2 separate regions of the Homo sapiens genome follow, and region 1 is linked to region 2. Evidence: chromatin loops called from intact Hi-C (ENCODE). Cell type or tissue: A673. All regions are shown on one strand. Links, peaks and the distances in the headings refer to the core of each region. The heading gives the core; the rest is flanking DNA. Region 1 overlaps LOC102723370 (a long non-coding RNA gene). Region 2 overlaps LOC124902645 (a long non-coding RNA gene).

Region 1 (9,644 bases), core at 593-8,592, 260 kb before region 2:
GCCCCAAGAATTGACCCCAGATTTATTATAAACAAAGCTCTTCTTCCTTCTATCAAACTAAGCTGTGGAGAAATTGATTTTCATTTGTTTTATGTGCAAGAGCAGCACAAGTAGAGTTTAGGAGAGAGAAGAAGGTGACTAACCTCGATAAAGTGATACACTTTATAACTCTTTTTACTGGAACTCTTCAACTAGATTTTTTTTTTCCTTAAGATGTGGTATGGGCAATGACAAAAGTCAGCTCCTGGCTTTGGTAAAAATAAATGCACAGATATTCTGCAGCAAAGACTAGTTCGCCACTTGCTGGTATTCACAATACCCTGAGTGTACACTTTCTTTATTTGTTTGAATGTATATTCTATTTCCTCATGCATATGTAATCTTGTAGAACAAAATGTGGCCTTTAGTTAGTTTTGAATTTTTTTTAATTCACCCCATAAACGAGGGTCTCTTTTGTGTACTTCCTTGCATTTTAAAGGTTCCTAATTTATATATTTCAGTTATATTAAAAAATTCTCTAATGCAAATCAATAGACTGACCACATAGGCCAATGACATAAGCCGTTTTACTAGCCATGTATAGTATGTATGATTCCCTTACTTAAACTTTAAATAAGTACTTTATTATTATTGTTAATTTATTATTAGTAGTAGTAGGAGTAAGTAGTATCCATTAAATCATGAGAAGTCTAGCCCCATAGTAGTACATATTTGCAATGAGGATACAAAGCAGGAAGACTGGTGAGGAGGAGAAACAGATGGCTGCCTGCAAAACCTCATTTTTAGTATCATTGGGAAGCCACCTGCTAAAAATATGCCTTTCACTAGCCTGCTTCAGTGTGGGTTTTCTAACATTAGAAGTTCAATTTTTTGGTTTATAAGGAATTTATATTCCAAAGATTTAAAAATATGTTTGAATTCAGTGAGCTTCTATTATATTAAAGCAATTTAATTAGTGCAAAGGAAGGGAAATTGTTCTTTACAATGGATACCTTATAAGGTAGTGTGTGATCAATGCCCTTTAATCTCTAGGATTTTGTTATTGTTGTGGTTTGCTTATTTTTTAAACCACATAGATATCTTTATAAGGAATAACACTTTTTTTAAGAGTTAAAGATAATGTAGTGTGTATGCACACTTCCCACCTAAGAGGATTGCCTTGTAGTAAATGAAATAAATATTAAGATATAGGTCATGATACAGATATGATCTAAGGACAGTGTATCCACAAGGAAAGGATAAAACAATTCTATCTGGGAAGACTAGGCTTGAATTATTTCTGAAGAAAAATGAGATTTCAGGAAGACTTTGAGGAGAAGTTAGTGGGACGCATAGTAAAAACTGTACTTAAGAAAGAATGTACACAAGTTGGCTTACTTCTACCATACTTAGGTGTATAACTTCACCTCTCTGAGACTTAATTTTCTTATTTATATGAAGTGGGAATTAGCATAAATTAGGAATAAAAAGAGCTATATGTTTGCTCCCACGGCTTCCTTATGTGTCACTGACAGATATCATTAATGACACAAATCACTCTACAAATAAACCTAGATAAAGCCTAAAAATACTTTCCAAAACAGCAGGCAGATGTAGATAACCTTATGGAATCCACAATAGCAACAAAAATAAGTGAGAAATTAAGAAAAGTTAACAAAGCTATAGAATACTGGATCTAATCACAAAAATCTTGTATTTCCATGTTCTAGTAAGGAAATATTAGAACATGAAATCAAAGTTATAATAGGTCACCTTGACATAACCCTGCTTGCTCTACATACTAACGTCTGCCTGGTGTGGCTGGTTTTTAATTTTACCCATTCTATCAAATGTAGAGTAGTATCTCATTGTAGTTTAAACTTGTATTTCCCTAATGATTAATGAAGATTAGTATCTTTTAATATTTAATCCATACATCTTTTTTGGTGAAATGTCCATTGACACCTTTTGTCCATTTTTAAATGGATTTTTGTATTCTTGAGTTTGGAAAACTTTTGTAAGTTCTGGATTCAAGTCTTTTATCAGATATATAGTTACAAATATTTTATTCTGATATGTGGCTTGCTTTTTCATTTTCTTAAACATGCTTATTGAAGAGCAGTTATTAATTATTTGAAGTCCAATTTATCAATTTATCCTTTTATATATCATGTTTTTGGGGTCATATCTAAGAAAATTTTGCCTAAATACTGCAAATATTTTTCTCGTATGTTTTCTTCTAGAAGTATTAGTTTTAGGTTATACATTTAGGTTTATAACATATATTTGTGTATATGATATGAAGCATAGAATTATGCATATGGGTATCCACATTTTTCATTACCATTTGTTGAAAACATTACTTTTTTTGACAGAATTATCTCTGTAACCTTATCAAAACCCAATTAATCATATATGTATAAATCTGTTTCTCAACTCCATTCTCTTCCCTTAATCAAAGTATCTTAATGTTAATATATTACCTTGATTACATTAATTTTATGGTAAGTTTTAAAGTCTTGTAGTATAAGTTATTTAATTTTGTTCTTTTTAAAAGTTGTGCAATCTAGTCTATATTCTTTGCATTTCTATATGAATTATAGAATTAGCTTGTCAGTTTCTACAAAAGAATCCACTCTGATTTTGATTGGGATTACATTGGCTTTGTAGTTCAATTAGGAGAAAATTAGCATTGCAAGAGTATCAAGTCTTGCTATCCATGAACAATATGTATTATCCTTTTATTTAAGTAATATAATTTCTCTCAGCAAATTTTTATGGTTTTCTGCTTATAGGTCAACCACATCTTTTGCTAGATTTATCCTAAGTATTTCTTATTTGTGGTGCTATTGTAAATAACAGTTTATAATTACAATTTTCAATTGTTCTTTACTAGTTTATAGAAGTAGAAATTTTTTTACATAATAATCTTACGTCTTACAACATTGTCAAACTCACTGATTTGTTCTAGTAGCCTTTTTGTAGATTAAATCACATTTTTTTCTATGGACGGTCATGTTATCTGCAAATAAAGACAGTTTTACTTCTTGTCTTACCTGGATATGTGTTACTGCTTTTTCTTAACTGAATGTGCCAAATAGAACCTTCAGTGTATGTTAAATAGAGCTATTGACAGAAGACTTCTTTCCCTCATTTTTGACTTAAATTGATTAACTGTCTCCTTACTTGCAATGTTTTCAATGAAAAATTTGCCATCTTTCTGTTTTTCTTTATACAAACTGTTTATTTTTTCCTTTGATTACCTAAAAATTATATCATTATTTTTAAAAAATATGATATAATTATGATGTTCCTTGCTATAGTTATCTTCATTTTTCTTATGCTTAGGGTTCATTGAGCTTCTTGGATCTATAACTTTATAACTTTCATCAAATTTGCAAAATTTTCTGCCACTGTGTCACACACACACACATACACATACATACAAACACACATACAATTTTATGTTTGTTTTCCCATCTCTTCTCTTTCAAGAATTCCAACTAAAAGCATGTTAGACTGCTTTAAGTTGTCCAACTGCTTATTGTTTCCCTGGTTATTTTTCCTTATTCTTGTTTCTCTGTGTGTTTTATTTTGGAAAGTTTCCATTGTTAAGCCTTCATATTCAAAGGTTATATTTTTTCTGCAATGTCTAATCTGCCATTAATTCCATCTAGTATATTGTATCTCCAACATTGTAATTTCTATTCCTGGAAGTTTGATTTGTTTCTTCAATGTATTTTCTATGTCTCTTTTGTTTTTTATTTTTTGAGACCTAGTCTCGCTCTGTTGCCCAGGCTGGAGTGCAGTGGCACTATCTCGGCTCACTGCAAGCTCTGCCTCCTGGGTTCAAGCGATTCTCCTGTCTTAGCCTTCCCAGTAGATGGGGCTACAGGCACACACCACCACGTCTGGCTAATTTTTGTATTTTTTAGTAGAGATGGGGTTTCATCATATTGGTCAGGCTGGTCTCAAACGCCTGACCTCAAATGATCCACCTGCCTCGGCCTCCCAAAGTGCTGGGATTACAGGCATGAGCCACCGTGCCCAGCCTATTTTCTGTGTCTCTACTTATATCATGTTCAGTCTTTTCTCTAGCTTAAGAACATGTGGGATACAGTTGTTTAACTGTTTTAATTTCATTGTCTACTAATTCTATAATCTGTGTCATTTTTGGTTACCTTTCCACTGACATTTCTTCTTATTGTGAGCCATAATTTACTGCTTTTTTGCACTTCTAGTATTTTTTTTTTTTTTTTTTTTTTTTTTTTTGACGTAGTCTGTCACTGTCGTCCAGGCTAGAGTGCAGTGGTGCGATCTCGGCTCACTGCAAGCTCCGCCTCCCAGGTTCACGCCGTTCTCCTGCCTCAGCCTCCCAAGTAACTGGGACTACAGGCACCCACCACCATGCCCAGCTAATTTCTTTTTTCTTTTTTTGTATTTTTAGTAGAGACGGGGTTTCACCGTGTTAGCCAGGATGGTCTCGATCTCCTGACCTCTTGATCTGTCCGCCTCTGCCTCCCAAAGTGCTGGGATTACAGGCCATTTCTGGTAATTTTTTATTGGAGGCAAGTCCTTGTGAGTTTTGCCTGTTTGGAATGCTGAATATTTTTTGTATTCCAGAAAATATTATTTAACACATTTCTGGGTTTTGCTTTTAAGATTTGTGTGGAGGGGGAGAGTAGCTTTTATTCAAGGTTTAAATTTTTCTACTACTAAGGCAAGATATTTTTAGTAGTCTAACTGATTTCTTGTGAATTATGAGGCCTCTACTCTGATTGTTGAAAACAGGTTCTATTCCTGCATTTTGTTAAGAGCTGGTCGTTCTTTCTAATTTTTCAGAGGGTTCTTTCTCTGACCTTGGGTAGTTTTACGTGCTGATTGGTACTTAACTAAATACTTGAAGAGGACCCTGTAGGGATCTCTGGCATTATGCCTGTGTAGTTTTCTTCTCTCTGGCACTTTATCCTGTTAACTCTCACCACCCTTGCTTCCACAGAATGCTGGCTCCATCTTCTTGCCTCACTGAGTATAATGAACTTGCCTAAGTTCTCCACCCTTTAATGCAAATTATATGCATCAGAGCCATTAAGCGATGGAAATTATAAAGTTTCTCTCATTTTTTCCATATCTTATAAACTACTGTCCTTTGTTGCTTAATGTCCAATAATTTGAAAGCCATTTTTTATACATTTTGTGTACTTTATAAATTGTTTTTGTTTGGAGATAAATCTAGTTCCTGATAATCTATCTTGACCAGAAATATAAGTTTCACATTATTGATTATTGCTGTTTTAACTGACCACCTTAACATAAAGGCTTTTATTAAGAGGAAATAGAGACATGAATAAATCTAAGGAAGAGGAGAACCTTATAGAGGAAGTAAAACATGGCAAAGACCTAGGCTAAGAATAAGCTTCTACATTTAAAGAATAGCAAGAAGGCTGATGTTGAAGAGGGCTGAACCACAGTGAATGAGGGGAGAGAATAACGAGACAGATTTTCATAGAGTTAAGAAGGTAGGTGATATACAACTGTCTCAGAACTTAGAGTACTTTTCTTCTTATTAGTCCATATTATGGTTCTGATCAGGAGAGTGAACTGTTTGTATGTACATTTTTAAAAGATGACCTTAAATTTTATTTGGAAAATTGACTTTAGGAAGAAATAATAGAAATAGAGAAGTTAATTCAGGAATTGTAATAATCTGGATGAGGGAAGTTGGTAGATTAATGTGTTAACAAGTAGAAAGGGTGAGTAGTGGTCAAATTCACAACGTATTTTAAAGATAGAGATCACAAGAGGTTTCCATGAATTGGAAGTCAGCCATGAGAAAAATAGATAAAGTAAAGCAACTGCTGGGTTTTGGGCTGATGCTATGCTGTTTCATTTGTTCAAATGCAGATTAGAAGAGAAGTCATTCTGAAAGCAAAGTAAGGCAAGAATTTAATTTTGGCCATGTTCAGTTTTGAATTACAATTACACATCGAAGCAGAAATTTAAGTAGCCACTTGGAAAAGCTAGTCTTCTACAAATTAATCTTATGTTGTAGCAGTGAAAACTCACCTCATCCAGCAAGCTGTTTATGACTTCTTCCTCCCTCTACTATTTGCCATGTCTCCTCAGAAGTTTTCACTGGGATTTAGTCTCTGGAAGCAAGGCACACTATAATTCTCCACCACACTCCTCTCTGCAATTCATTATGTAGTTCTCAGTTCTTTTAACCTCTAAGGAAAATTCCTCATATTAACTCTTTAAAAAAGAAATTCTTTTAAGGGATTATATAGTCAGCACCATTATTTTTTAGATAATACAATTATACAACCACTTCCGCCAAAACCCCAAGTTCTGAAATGAGGCTTAATGGTAAAAAGGAAAATTTGATTTCCTTAGGGAAATCCTTAGAATCCCAGAAACAAAGAGGGAAACAAGCATTGTCTCCTCAGTGTCATGTTTACAGTTTTCTTCATATTATTTGCCTCTTATTTCTTCATAACCTTGAAGTTAAGTAAAACTTTATTTGACAAACTGAATAATTCAAGTGTGGGGTTCTACTCTACCCCCTTTATATCACTGTACTAGATATTTTATAAGTTAAAAACAAAGATCTTAATACTTAAGAAATATAAGGAAATATTCTGGAAAACAATGAGAGTGAAGAATTTGTTGCTGCCCAGTCCTGATGACAGACTTGAATATTAATCAAATATTAATAATAGCAATAATGATTATATTCCACATGGTGATGTTTTATGTCTTTCTATCGTATTCACACCAGTGAGCACATTCTATCATTCTAAAACAACTGGTCTAATTTTTTGGATATTCTCCATTAAAATGCACTAAAATAATATTGCCTATCACTTGCTAGTCTTAAACTGAGAAAAAAGGAAATCTTTACCGCAAAGTAGTAAAACTCTGAGAACCTGCAGCTGAATTCAGACTAAAAATCATAATTCCAGGTTAAGTCTAAATAAGTTTTTAAAGAGTTAAAATATACACGTCCTAAGATGAATTAGTTTGACATGATTTGGTAACATGATGTGGGCATCCAGATGGCTCATAAAAATGTTTCTTTATTTATGTGGCCAGTGTTACTCAGCAGAAAGTTAGTTTGCTATCTGAAATGTCAGTTCCCCCAATTCAGGCAATATTTTCCCTGATTATATTTTTGTGCACATCTGCACCCACTAACCTTCTCACCTTCATTCCCAGTCCCAATTCAATCCATGCTTCAGTAGAGAATTTGAGCAGCTTCAGTTCTTTTTTTGCTTCATTGTGTATTTGAAATGGGTTGAGTTGGGAGACTAATTATTAAACTGCTCTGCCTGTTGGCATCAAAAGGAGCTTATGTTTGTATTGGTCTGATTAGAGACCTGTTTTCTTATTCTCAGGTGAACTAAGGACATTTATTTCCTCTAAATTAGTGGGACTTAATACAAAAAACACAGAGCTGATAAGAATTAAAGAAAATAAACTTTTAACGCTGCTTCTCATCCCCTATAAATCCAGTGGTTTGAAAGAGGTAGATTCTTCACCCAAAGGAAAGTAAAGGATTTTAGTTTTTCGTGCTCTAGAATATCAAAATGGCCTTATATGCTGCTGCTAACAAAGGGGCATGCTTCAGGAAGCCCATGCCCATGAGGAGCTAGACTTCCAAATTTCTTCCACACCTTTAGAAAACACCATAACATCATTGTGGGTCTAACCACGACTTTTAATGGCCATATGCTTCGATACTCTACATTAAACCTGCACTACCTTCAACTTGGCCAGCCTCTCCTTTAATCTGCTCATCTTGCAGTGAGTATAGAGCTGTGTTACTCTGATTCAAAGAAACACTCTAAAATATAGCATGTGATGGACATTGTGATTAGTTCCCAGCACCCATTTCACCCTTGCCAATGATTCACCTATCCAGAAAAATGTTCATGTGACACAATTCTGATCATGGAGGAAAGTCACTTGGGTGGGGATTAGTCTGATGAAAGTCTCCCCACTCCCAAGAAAGATGAAGAAAGACCACTCTACCCCTTCCTATGGACGTTGACCTCTCTGAACGTAATTCCATAAGAGCTGTAGCCATCTTGCCACACAAGTTGAAGAAGCAACCTCTCAGAGATGGTGACTAAAAATATAGAAAAAATCAACGTCTTTAATGACCCTCCCTGTTGGGCCCCAGATTACGCTGTTTTGGAGCTCAGTATCTGTGGTATTCCAGTTATGTTACATGAAACTTTTTTATTTCTTTTCTTTTTTTTTTTTTTTTTAAGATGGAGTCTCGCCCTGTCACACAGGCTGGAGTGCAATGGCGTGGTCTTGGCTCACTGCAGCCTCCACCTCCTAGGTTCAAATGATTCTCCCACCTCAGCCTCCCAAGTAGCTGGGATTACAGGCATCTGCCACCAGATTTTGTATTTTTAGTAGAGGCAGGATTTCACCATGATGGCCAGGCTGGTTTCGAACTCATGACCTTGTGATCCACCCGCCTCGGCCTCCTAAAATGCTGGGGTTGCAGGCGTGAGCCACAGGGCCCAGCCTAGATGCTACTTTTAAAATTATTTTCTTGGTTTTTTTTTTTTTTGAGACGGAGTCTCGCTCTGTCACCCAGGCTGGAGTGCAGTGGCGGGATCTCGGCTCACTGCAAGCTCCGCCTCCCGGGTTCACGCCATTCTCCTGCCTCAGCCTCCCAAGTAGCTGGGACTACAGGCGCCCGCCACTACGCCCGGCTAATTTTTTGTATTTTTAGTAGAGACGGGGTTTCACCGTTTTAGCCGGGATGGTCTCGACCTCCTGACCTCGTGATCCACCCGCCTCGGCCTCCCAAAGTGCTGGGATTACAGGCGTGAGCCACCGCGCCCGGCCATACTTTTAAAATTATTTTCTATCATTTTAAAGTAAGATTTTAATGGATATGGACAAAAGAATCCTGAGGCATGATATGAAGAGTTTTAATTAATGCCACTTGTCCGTGACAAATCCTCTCATAATAAAGTCAAGGGTTTTTAATAGATGACTTAATAGAAAACATCAGTATGAAGAGAAGCTGTTCTTCCTCTTAATATGTGAAGGGTTATCAATTTCTAAAATTAATTCTTTATTTGCCTGGTCCCCATGTAGCTTTTCCCTGTAGTACCAATAGCTATATTCTTCTGAAAGTGAAAGTCTATATCTTTAGATTTGAATGAATGAAGAGTTATCAAACTGAATATTCATCATGCACTCTAAAGAATTATACCTAATCTGACTTTTTTTCTGATTTTGAAAGTAACAGTCAGAATAAATAAAATGATATCATGACATTTTATTAATGGATTCAGTCTCCAAAAGTTGTTGAATAAACTGAAGAATGGCTGTAAAAAAGGAATTTAGATGAATTCCTTGGTGTCTAACACTTTTCTGGATGCAGCTGCTCTTGTATCTGCCTGAGCTTGCTGGGCCTCTGGGGAACCCTGCTGAAAACCTACTTACCAAAATAGAAATTAGGACATTGTAATCATCAAATGTGGAAAAGGAAATAGTTGGAGATGGGAAAGCTTATAAGCCTTTCTTATTTTACTTTCTAACAGATAATTTTGGCATTTTTATTTTAATGGATATAATTATTAATAGAAATGTAAGTGTGCCTTCTTATGAAATAGTGCATTACATTTCTTAACAAAGAT
Region 2 (9,644 bases), core at 1,033-9,032:
TCATCTTGAATTTACATGTGCTGTGGGAGGGACCTGGTGGGTAATTCAATCATGGTAGCAGGTCATTCCCATGCTTTTCTTGTGATAGTGAGTAAGTCTCACGATGTCTGATGGTTTCATAAGGGGGAGATTCCCTGCACAAGCTCTTTCTCTTTGCCTGCTGTCATCCATGTAAGACATGACTTCCTCCTCCTTTCCTTCTGCCATGATTGTGAGGTCTCCTCAGCCACTCAGAATTGTAAGTGTATTAAATCTCTTTCTTTTGTAAATTGCCCAGTCTCGGGCATCTTTATCAGCAGTGCGAGAACAGGCTAATACAACAAACAAACAAAATAGCAATAGTAAGTCCTTTGCTAGCAAAAATTGTTTTAAACATAAATGGTTTAAAATTCTTAATCCAAAGACATAGAGTGACTGAATAGATTTTTTTTTTAAAAAAAGACCCAACTATATGCTGTTTTCCAGAGACTCACTTGAGATTTAAGGACACACAGACTAAAAGTGAAGGGATAGAATAAAAGGTATTTCATGCAAATGGTAAACAAAAGATTGCTGGGGTGGCTTTACTTAAACAAACACAGAGGAGGTGCAAGGTGGCTGACTAGAAGCAGCTATTGTGTGCCACTCTCATGGAGAGGAGATAGAATGAGAAGTAAACACTAGCTCTTCAAATGGATTATCCAGGAGGTAATGTTGGGATTTATCAAATAAGCAATAGTGACCCATGGAGCTCAGAGAGAAGTAAGGCAGGAAAAGCACACACCCAGGATTGGCATGGCACCAAGAGTGGCTCCCCACCAAGAGGATAGAGTAAGTGAGCAAGAGCATCTCAGGACCCATACTTCTGCCATGAGTCTTTGAAATCCTTAGCACAGAAGATCCCCTTGACCTCCTCTTTAGAGCCTCCAGACTAACATGGAGAGTTTTGTGAAAGCTGGGTAGATCTGCCACTGAAGCCTACATGGAGCCCCAATGGTCTTAGATCCCTAAGTACCCTGAAGCCAGCTTCCATAGCTCCAAACAACAAGGGAGGCCAGCCTATCTCATGCGCTCTCAGGATAGGAGCTGCATCCTTGGTGCTGAGTAGATGGACTATAGACTTCACCTCTGCTGCACATCAACAGGCAAAGCCCATTGGCCTGGGACCCCGATGCAGCCACTCCACCTGTATTAGTCTATTTTCACACTGCTGATAAAGACATACCTGAGATTGGACAATTTACAAAAGAAAGAGGTTTAATGGACTTACAGTTCCATATGGCTGGGGAGTCCTCACAATCATGGAGGAAGGCAAGGAGGAACAAGTTATGTCTTACATGGATGGCAGCAAGCAAAAAGAGAGAGAATTTGTTCAGGGAAACTCCCCCTTATAAAACCATCAGATCTCATGAGATTTATCCGCTATCACAAGAACAGCAGAGAAAAGACCCACCCCCATGATTCCATTATCTCCCACCATGTCCTTCCCACAACACATGGAAATTAAAGGAGTACAATTTAAGATGATATTTGGGTGGGGACACAGTGCCAAACCATATCATTCCACCCCTGGTGTTGTGGGAAATCAGGGACCCCAAACGGAGGGACTGGCTGAAGCCATGACAGAAGAACGTGGATTGTGAAGATTTTGTGGACATTTATTAGTTCCCCAAATTAATACTTTTATAATTTCTTATGCCCGTCTTTACTGCAGTCCCTAAACATAAATTGTAAAGATTTCATGGACACTTATCACTTCCCCAATCAATACCCTTGTGATTTCCTATGCCTGTCTTTGCTTTAATCTCTTAATCCTGTCAGCCAAGGAGGATGTATGTCGCCTCAGGACCATGTGATAATTGCATTAACTGCACAAATTGTAGAGCATGTGTGTTTAAACAATATGAAATCTGGGCACCTTGAAAAAAGAACAAGATAACAGCAATGTTTAGGAAATAAGAGAGATAAACTTAAACTCTGACCGCTGGTGAGCCAGGCAGAACAGAGCCATATTTCTCTTCTTTCAAAAGCAAATGGGAGAAATATCGCTGAATTCTTTTTCTCAGCATGGAATATCCCTGAGAAAGAGAATGCGCACCTGGGGGTAGGTCTCTGAACTGGACCCCCGGGGCGTACCTGTCTCTTATGGTCAAGTCTGCAGAGATGAAATAAATTCCAGTCTCCCATAGCGCTCCCAGGCTTATTAGGAAGAAGAAATTCCCGCCTAATAAATTTTGGTCAGACCGGTTGATCTCAAAACCCTGTCTCCTGATAAGATGTTATCAATGACAATGGTGCCCGAAACTTCATTAGCAATTTTAATTTCGCCTCAGTCTTGTGGTCCTGTGATCTCATCCTGCCTCCACTTGCCTTGTGATATTCTATTACCCTGTTAAGTACTTGATGCCTGTCACCCACACCTATTTGCACACTCCCTCCCCTTTTGAAAATCCCTAATAAAAACTTGCTGGTTTTTGTGGCTTGTGGGGCATCATGGATCCTACCAATGTGTGATGTCTCCCCTGGACACCCAGCTTTAAAATTTCTCTCTTTTGTACTCTGTCCCTTTATTTCTCAAGCCAGCCAACACTTAGGAAAATAGAAAAGAACCTACGTGATTTTCAGGGCAGGTTCCCCAAAACCCTGGCCCCTCCAAAATCTCATGTCCTCACATTTCAATACCAATAATATCTTCCCAACAGTCTCCCAAAGTGTTAACTCAGTTCAGCATTAACTCCAAAGTCCACAGTCCAAAGTCTCATCCAAGACAAGGCAAGTCCCTTCTACCTATGAGCCTGTGCAATCAAAAACAAGTTAGTTACTTTCTAGATACAATGGGGGTATAGGCATTGGGTAAATACAGCTGTTCCAAATGGGAGAAATTGAGCAAAGCAAAGGGGCTACAGGCATCGTGCAATCTGAAATCCAGCAGGGTAGTCAAATCTTGAAGTTCCAAAATGATCTCCTTTGACTCTACATCTCACATCAGGGTCATGCTGATGCAAGAGATGGGTTTTCATGGTCTTGGGCACCTCCGTCCCTGTAGCTCTGCAGAGTATAGTCCCCCTCCTGGCTACTTTCCCCCTGCATGGGCTGGCATTGAGTGTCTGCAGCTTTTCCAGGTGCACAGTGGATCTACCATTCTGGGGTCTGGAGGATGGTTGCCCTCTTCTCACAGCTCCACTAGGTGGTGCCCCATAGAGATTCTGTGTGGAGACTTTGACCCCACATTTCCCTTCCACACTGCCCAGCAAAGGTTCTCCATGAGGGCCCACCCCTGCAACAAACATCTGCCTGGGCATCCAAGTGTTTCCATACATCCTCTGAAATCTAGGCAGAGGTTCCCAAACCACAATTCTTGACTTCTGTGTACCCACAAGCTCAACACCATGTGGAAGCTGCCAAGGTTTGAGGCTTCCACCCTCTGAAGCAACAGCCTGAGCTGTACCTTGGCCCCTTTTAGCCATGGTTGGAGGAACTGAAATGCAGGGCACCAAGTCCCTAGGCTTCACAGAGCAGGGAGCCCGGGGTCTGGCCCAGGAAACCATCTTTTCCTCCTAGTCCTCCGGGCCTGTGATGGGAGGGGCTGTCATGAAGATCTCTGATATGCCCTGGAGACTTTTTCACCATTGTCATGGGGAATAACATCTCGTTACTTATGCAAATTTCTGCAGTGACTGGAATTTCTCCACAGAAAATGGGATTTTCTTTTCCATCACATAGTCAGGCTGAAAATTTTCCAAACTTTTATGCTGTTTCCTTTTTAAAACTGAATGCTTTTAACAGCACCCAAGTTACCTCTTGAATACTTTGCTGCTTAGAAATTTCTTCTGCCAGATACCCTAAATCATATACCTCAAGTTCAAAGCTCCACAAATCTTTAGGGCAGGGGCAAAATGCAGCCAGTCCCTTTGCTAAAATATAACAAGAGTCACCTTTGCTCCAGTTCTCAACAAGTTCCTCATCTCCATCTGAGACCACCTCAGCCTGAATTCGTTGTCTATATCATTATCAGCATTTTGGACAAAGTCATTAAACAAGTCCCTAGGGAGTTCCAAACTTTCCCACATTCTCCTGTCTTCTTCTGAGCCCTCCACACTGTTCCAACCTCTGCCTGTTACACAGTTCCAAAGTCACTTCCACATTTTCAGGTATTTTTTCAGCAGCACCCCACTCTACTGGTACCAATTTACTGTGTTAGTCTATTTTCATGCTGCTGATAAAGACATACCTGAGACTGGGAAGACAAAGAGGTTTAATGGACTTACAGTTCCACATGGCTGGTGAGGCCTCACAATCATGGTGGAAGGCAAGGAGGAGCAAGTCACGTCCTACATGGATGGCAGCAGGCAAAAAAAGAGAGAGTTTGTGCTGGGAAACATCCATTTTTAAAACCATCAGATCTCATTAGAATTATTCATTATCACGAGAACAGCACAGGAAAGAGCTGCCCCCATGATTCAGTCATCTCCCACTGGGTCAGTCCCACAACATGTGAGAATTATGGGAGTACAATTCAAGATGAGTTTGGGTGGGTACACAGAGCCATAACATATCACCACCCTTGTCTGAGCATTTAGACCAGTCCCAGCTCTGCATTTCTCTGATAGAGCTCCCAGAGGTAACCAACAAGTTTGCAGTGTTTGCCACTGCCACAGCCCCTATCCTATTGCCCTCATGATGGAGATCTGAGAGCTCAAGAACTGTCAAAGGCCTTCAGTATACTGCAGCTGCCATGTGGAAAAGCAGACAGATGTTTTTCATGGAGGTCCCTGACCCTCTGGATCCTCACTGGGCAGGGCCTCCCAAACTGGGCTCCCAGTGCAGCCGCCCTACCACTCTCTGATCACCTCAGTCAGTGGTGGCTCTGTGTTTCTCTGGAGAGGAATTCCTAGAAACAACTGACAGGGTTTCTGTCATTGCTGTTGTGGTGGTACCTGTCTTTGTTGGTCTTGTGCTACAGAGCAAAGACCCTGATCACTTTGCTTGCACCTCCAGAATTCTACAGCCACTGTGTGAAGAGAAGCCCAGTCTCTCTTCCCTATGAGTCCCTGACCCCAAGCTATTCACGAGGTAAGACCTCCAGTTTGGGCCTACATCACAGTTACCCCATCACCAGCTTATCATTCTAATTGGTAGAGGATCTGTGTTTCTGTGGGGTGAAACTCCCAGAGACAAGTGACAGGCCCTCTGCCATTGTCAATGCCAAGGTCCTTGCCTCTGCTGCACCCAAGCTGAAGAGGAAACAAAAAGCATGAGCTTACCCTAAGGCTGCGGTGCATAGCCTGGGAGTACCAAGCTGACATCTGTGGCCAGCACCTGAGTGAAAGAGGAGTCCACAGTTTCAGAGCACTGAGAAGGGTATGGCTGCAAAAATGAGGAGATACAGAGGAGCCACGCAAAATAATACCCTATCTACCAGCCATTATGCTTAAGTGCCATCTACTGGATCATAGCTCAAACTACAACACCAAAAATAATTTTCTTAATACACTTCCATGTGAAACCAAGGGCAAGAATTCAGCCATAAATAAAGACCCTGCAAAAGTCCTCTGAAAACAGGCAGAAATGAAACCAAGGGACTGTACTCAAATTTTTCCACAGTTACAAGACCATTAGCCCACACAGATGGGAAAGAGCCAGTGCAAAAACTCTGGCAATTCTAATATCCAGAGAGTCTTCTTGCCTCCACACAACTGCACTACCTCTCCAGCAATGGTTCTTAACCAGAATGAAATGGCTGAAATGACAGACGTACAATTAAGAATCTTGATGGCAATGAAGATCATTGAGATCCAGGAGAAAGTTAAAACTTATCCAAGAAATCTAAGAATCTAGTAAAATGATTCAAAGGATGAAAGATGAAATAGCCATTTTAATAAAGAAACAAACTAATCTGATACAGCTTAAAAACACACTACTAGAATTTCATAATGCAATCAAAAATATTAACATCAGAATAGACCAAGCTGAGGAAGGAATCTTAGAGCTCAAAGACTGGTTCTTCAACTTAATCAGAAAAATAAAATTAAAAAATGAACAAAACTGCCAAGAATTATGGAATTATGTAAAGAGACTAACCTATGATGCTTTGGCATCTTTGAAAGAGAAAGAGAAAGCAAGAAAATTGGAAATCATTTGAGGATGTTGTCCATGAAAATCTCCCCAACATCACTAGAAAGGTCAACATTCAAATTCAAGAAATCCAGATAATCTGTGTGAGATACTATACAAGATAACCATCCCAAAGACGCATAGTCAGAAGATTCTCCCAGGTCAATGCAGAAGAAAAAACATTAAAGACAGCTACAGAGAAGGGGCAGAACACCTAAAAAGGAACCCCAACAGGCTAACAGTAGACCTTTCAGCAGAAACTCTACAAGCCAGAAGATCCTTAAGGAAAAGAAACTCCAACCAACAATTTTTTATCCAGCCAAACTAAGCTTCATAAGTGAAGAAAGTATGATTCCTTTCAGACAAGCAAATGCTAGGGGAATTTGTTCCTACCAGAACTGCCTTAGAAGAGATCCTTAAAGGAGCGCTAAACATGGAAATGAAAGACTTACCATAAACCACAAAAACACCCTTAAGTACATAGACTATTGACAATATAAAGCAACTACACAATCAAGTCTACATTACAACCAGCTAACAAAACAATGACCGAAACAAATCCACATATTTCAGTGTTAACCTTTAACATAAATGGGCTAAATGCCCCATTTAAAAGGCACAAAGGGGTTAAGTTGCATAAAGAAGCAAGACCCAACTGTATGCTGCCTTTTAAAGACCCATCTCACATGCAATGATACCCATAGGCTAAAAGTAAAGTCTCTGTTCAATGCAGAAGAAAGAAAGAAAGAAGATCTGATAAACAATTCCAGCAAAGTTTCAGGATACAAAATCAATGAACAAAAATTGTTAGCATTTCTACACCTCAATAACATCCAGGCTGAGAGACAAGTGAAGAACACAGTCTCATTTGTAATAGCTGCAAAAAGAATAAAATACCTAGAAATACAGCTAACCAAGGACGTGAAAGATCTCTACCATGCGAATTATAAAACACCTCTTAAATAAATCAGAGATGACACAAAGAAATGGAAAAACATTCTATATTCATGGATAGGAAGAATCAACATTGTTAAAATGGTCATATTACGCAAAGCAATTTACAAATTCAATGATATTCCTATAAAACTACCAATGATATTTTTCAGAGTTAGAAAAAACTATTGTAAAATTCACATGAACCCAAAAAGAGAGAGTGATAGGCCAAAGCAATCCTAAGTAAAAAGAACAAAGCTGGAGATATCACACTGCTCAACTTCAAACTATAGTACAAGGATACAGTAACCAAAACAGCATGGTACTGGAACAAAACCAGACACATTGACCAGTGGAATAGACTAGAGAATCCAGAAATTAAGCTGCACACATACAACCAACTGACCTTTGACAAAGCCAACAATAACAAGCAATGGGGGACAGGGCACCTTATTCAATAAATGTTGTTATAACTGACTAACCATATGCAGAAGGCTAAAACTGAACTCCTACCTGTCACTATATACAAAAATTAACTCACGATGGATAAAAACCCTAGAAGAAAACCTAGGAAATATTATGAATATCAACCCTGGCAACATTTTCATGATGAAAACCCCAAAAGCAATTGCAACAAGGACAAAAATTGACAAATGGGACTTAATTAAACTAATGAGTTTCTGCACAGCAAAAGAAACTATCAACAGAATAAATAGGCAAAGTATTTGTAATAGGGATAAAATATTTGTAAATTATGAATCCAACAAAGGTCAAATATTCATAGTCTATAAGAAACAAACAAGAAGAAAACAAACAACCCCACTAAAAAATTGGTAAATGACATGAACAGGCACTTCTCTAAAAGAAGAGGTACACACCACCAACAAGCATACAAAAAAGGCTCAAAAGCACTAATCATTAGAGAAATGCAAATCAAAACCGCAATGAGATACCATCTCACACCAGTCAGAATGGCTATGATTAAAAACTCAAAAAATAACAGATGCTGGCAAGGGTGCAGAGGAAAGGGAATGCTTATACACTTTGGTGGGAATGTAAATTAGTTCAGACACTGTGGAAAGCAGTTTAGAGGTTTCTCAAAAAAAAAAAAAAAACTTAAAACAGAATTACTATTTGACCCAGCAATCTCATTACTGAGTATATACCCAGAGGAATATAAATCATTCTACCATAAAGACCCATGAACACATATGTTTACTGCAGCACTATTCACAATAGCACAGACATGGGATTAACCTAGATGCCCATCAGTGATGGACTGGAAAAAGAAAATGTGGTACATAGACACAATGGAATACTATGCAGCCATGAAAATGAATTAAATCATGTCTTTTGCAGCAACATGGATGAAGTCAGAGGCCATTATACTAAGGGAATTAAAACAGGAACAGAAAACCAAATATCACATGTTCTCACTTATAAGTGGGAGCTAAACACTGAGTACATGTAGACAAAAATAAGGGAACAATAGACACCAGACCTCTTTCTTGTGGTTAGAGGGTAGGAGGAGGGTGAGTGTTGGAAAAATATCTACTGAGTACTGTACTCATTGCCTGGGTGACAAAATAATCTGTACACCAAACCCTTGTGACACACAATTTACCCATGTAACAAATCTGTACATGTACCTGAAATCTGAACCTAAAATAAAAGTTGGAAAAAATAAAAAATAAATAAATGAATTGAAATCTGAAAAATACAGAAACAAAGTAGATGTTAAGTCCAAAACATTAAATAATGATAAAATTATCAATTTATCAGTAAGATATAAAAATATAAATATATATACCCCCAACATTAGAGCACCTACATGTATAAATCAAATATTTATAGAGATGAAATAAGATAGATAGCAATACAATAATACTAAGAGACTTCAATATCCCATCTTCAACAGTGGACAGAACATACAGACAGAAAACTGGTAAGGAAACAGTAGACTAGAACAACACCAGAGATCAAATTGTCCTAATAGACATATACAGAACATTTCATCCCAAAGAAGATGAATACTGGACATTCTTCACAAACATACAAGGGGAATTGTCCAGAATAGACCACATGTTAGGTCACAAAACAAATCTTAACAAATTTAAGAACATTGAAATTATATCAAGTATCTTTTTCTTACCACAATGGTTTGAAACTAGAAACCAAAACCAGAAGGAAGATCAGAAAATTCACAAATACGTGCATATTAAACAATACATTCCTGAACAACAAATGAAACAATAAAGAAATTTAAAAATCAAAAAATTTCTTAAGAAGATGAAAATAGAACATGCTAAAAGTTATGGAATGCAGTGAAGCACTTTTAAGAGGTACATTTATAGTGATTAACTCCTACATTAAAAATCAGAAACTAACAAGTTTTGGAAATTAGGGGGCAAAAAGAGCAGAAAGATATTAAATAATAAATTTACCTTTATACCTCCAGAAACTAGGGGAAAAAAAAGAACATAGCTCAAAGTTAGCAGAAGGAATAAAATAATAGGATTAAAGCAGAAATTAATGAAACAGAGACTAGAAAAACAATAGAAAAGATTAATAAAAGTTTTTCTTGAAAAGATAAACTGACAGTTCTTTATCTATAGTGT

Evidence for each region. Peaks named below come from ENCODE experiments on the same cell type or tissue, not always from the same donor. Only the 100,000 strongest peaks of a DNase experiment are listed, where the experiment ranks them.
Region 1: a loop joins it to region 2, with 9 times the contacts of the local background. A loop is called at or near these places in 3 of 110 quality-filtered maps.

What each region holds. Positions count from the first base shown.
Region 1 is chr11:21,867,949-21,877,592 of GRCh38, forward strand. The region is part of intron 2 of LOC102723370 (a long non-coding RNA gene); the gene reads left to right. Among named protein-coding and RNA genes, the nearest start is that of ANO5, 320 kb to the right of the region's middle. In A673, for the core only: a CTCF peak has its summit at 3,852 (motif pointing right); DNase peaks (open chromatin) are centred at 3,853, 4,953 and 6,193; H3K4me3 peaks cover 1,104 bases; H3K27ac peaks cover 2,742 bases.
Region 2 is chr11:22,125,459-22,135,102 of GRCh38, forward strand. The region is part of intron 1 of LOC124902645 (a long non-coding RNA gene); the gene reads right to left. Among named protein-coding and RNA genes, the nearest start is that of ANO5, 63 kb to the right of the region's middle. In A673, for the core only: a CTCF peak has its summit at 5,433 (motif pointing left); a DNase peak (open chromatin) is centred at 5,393.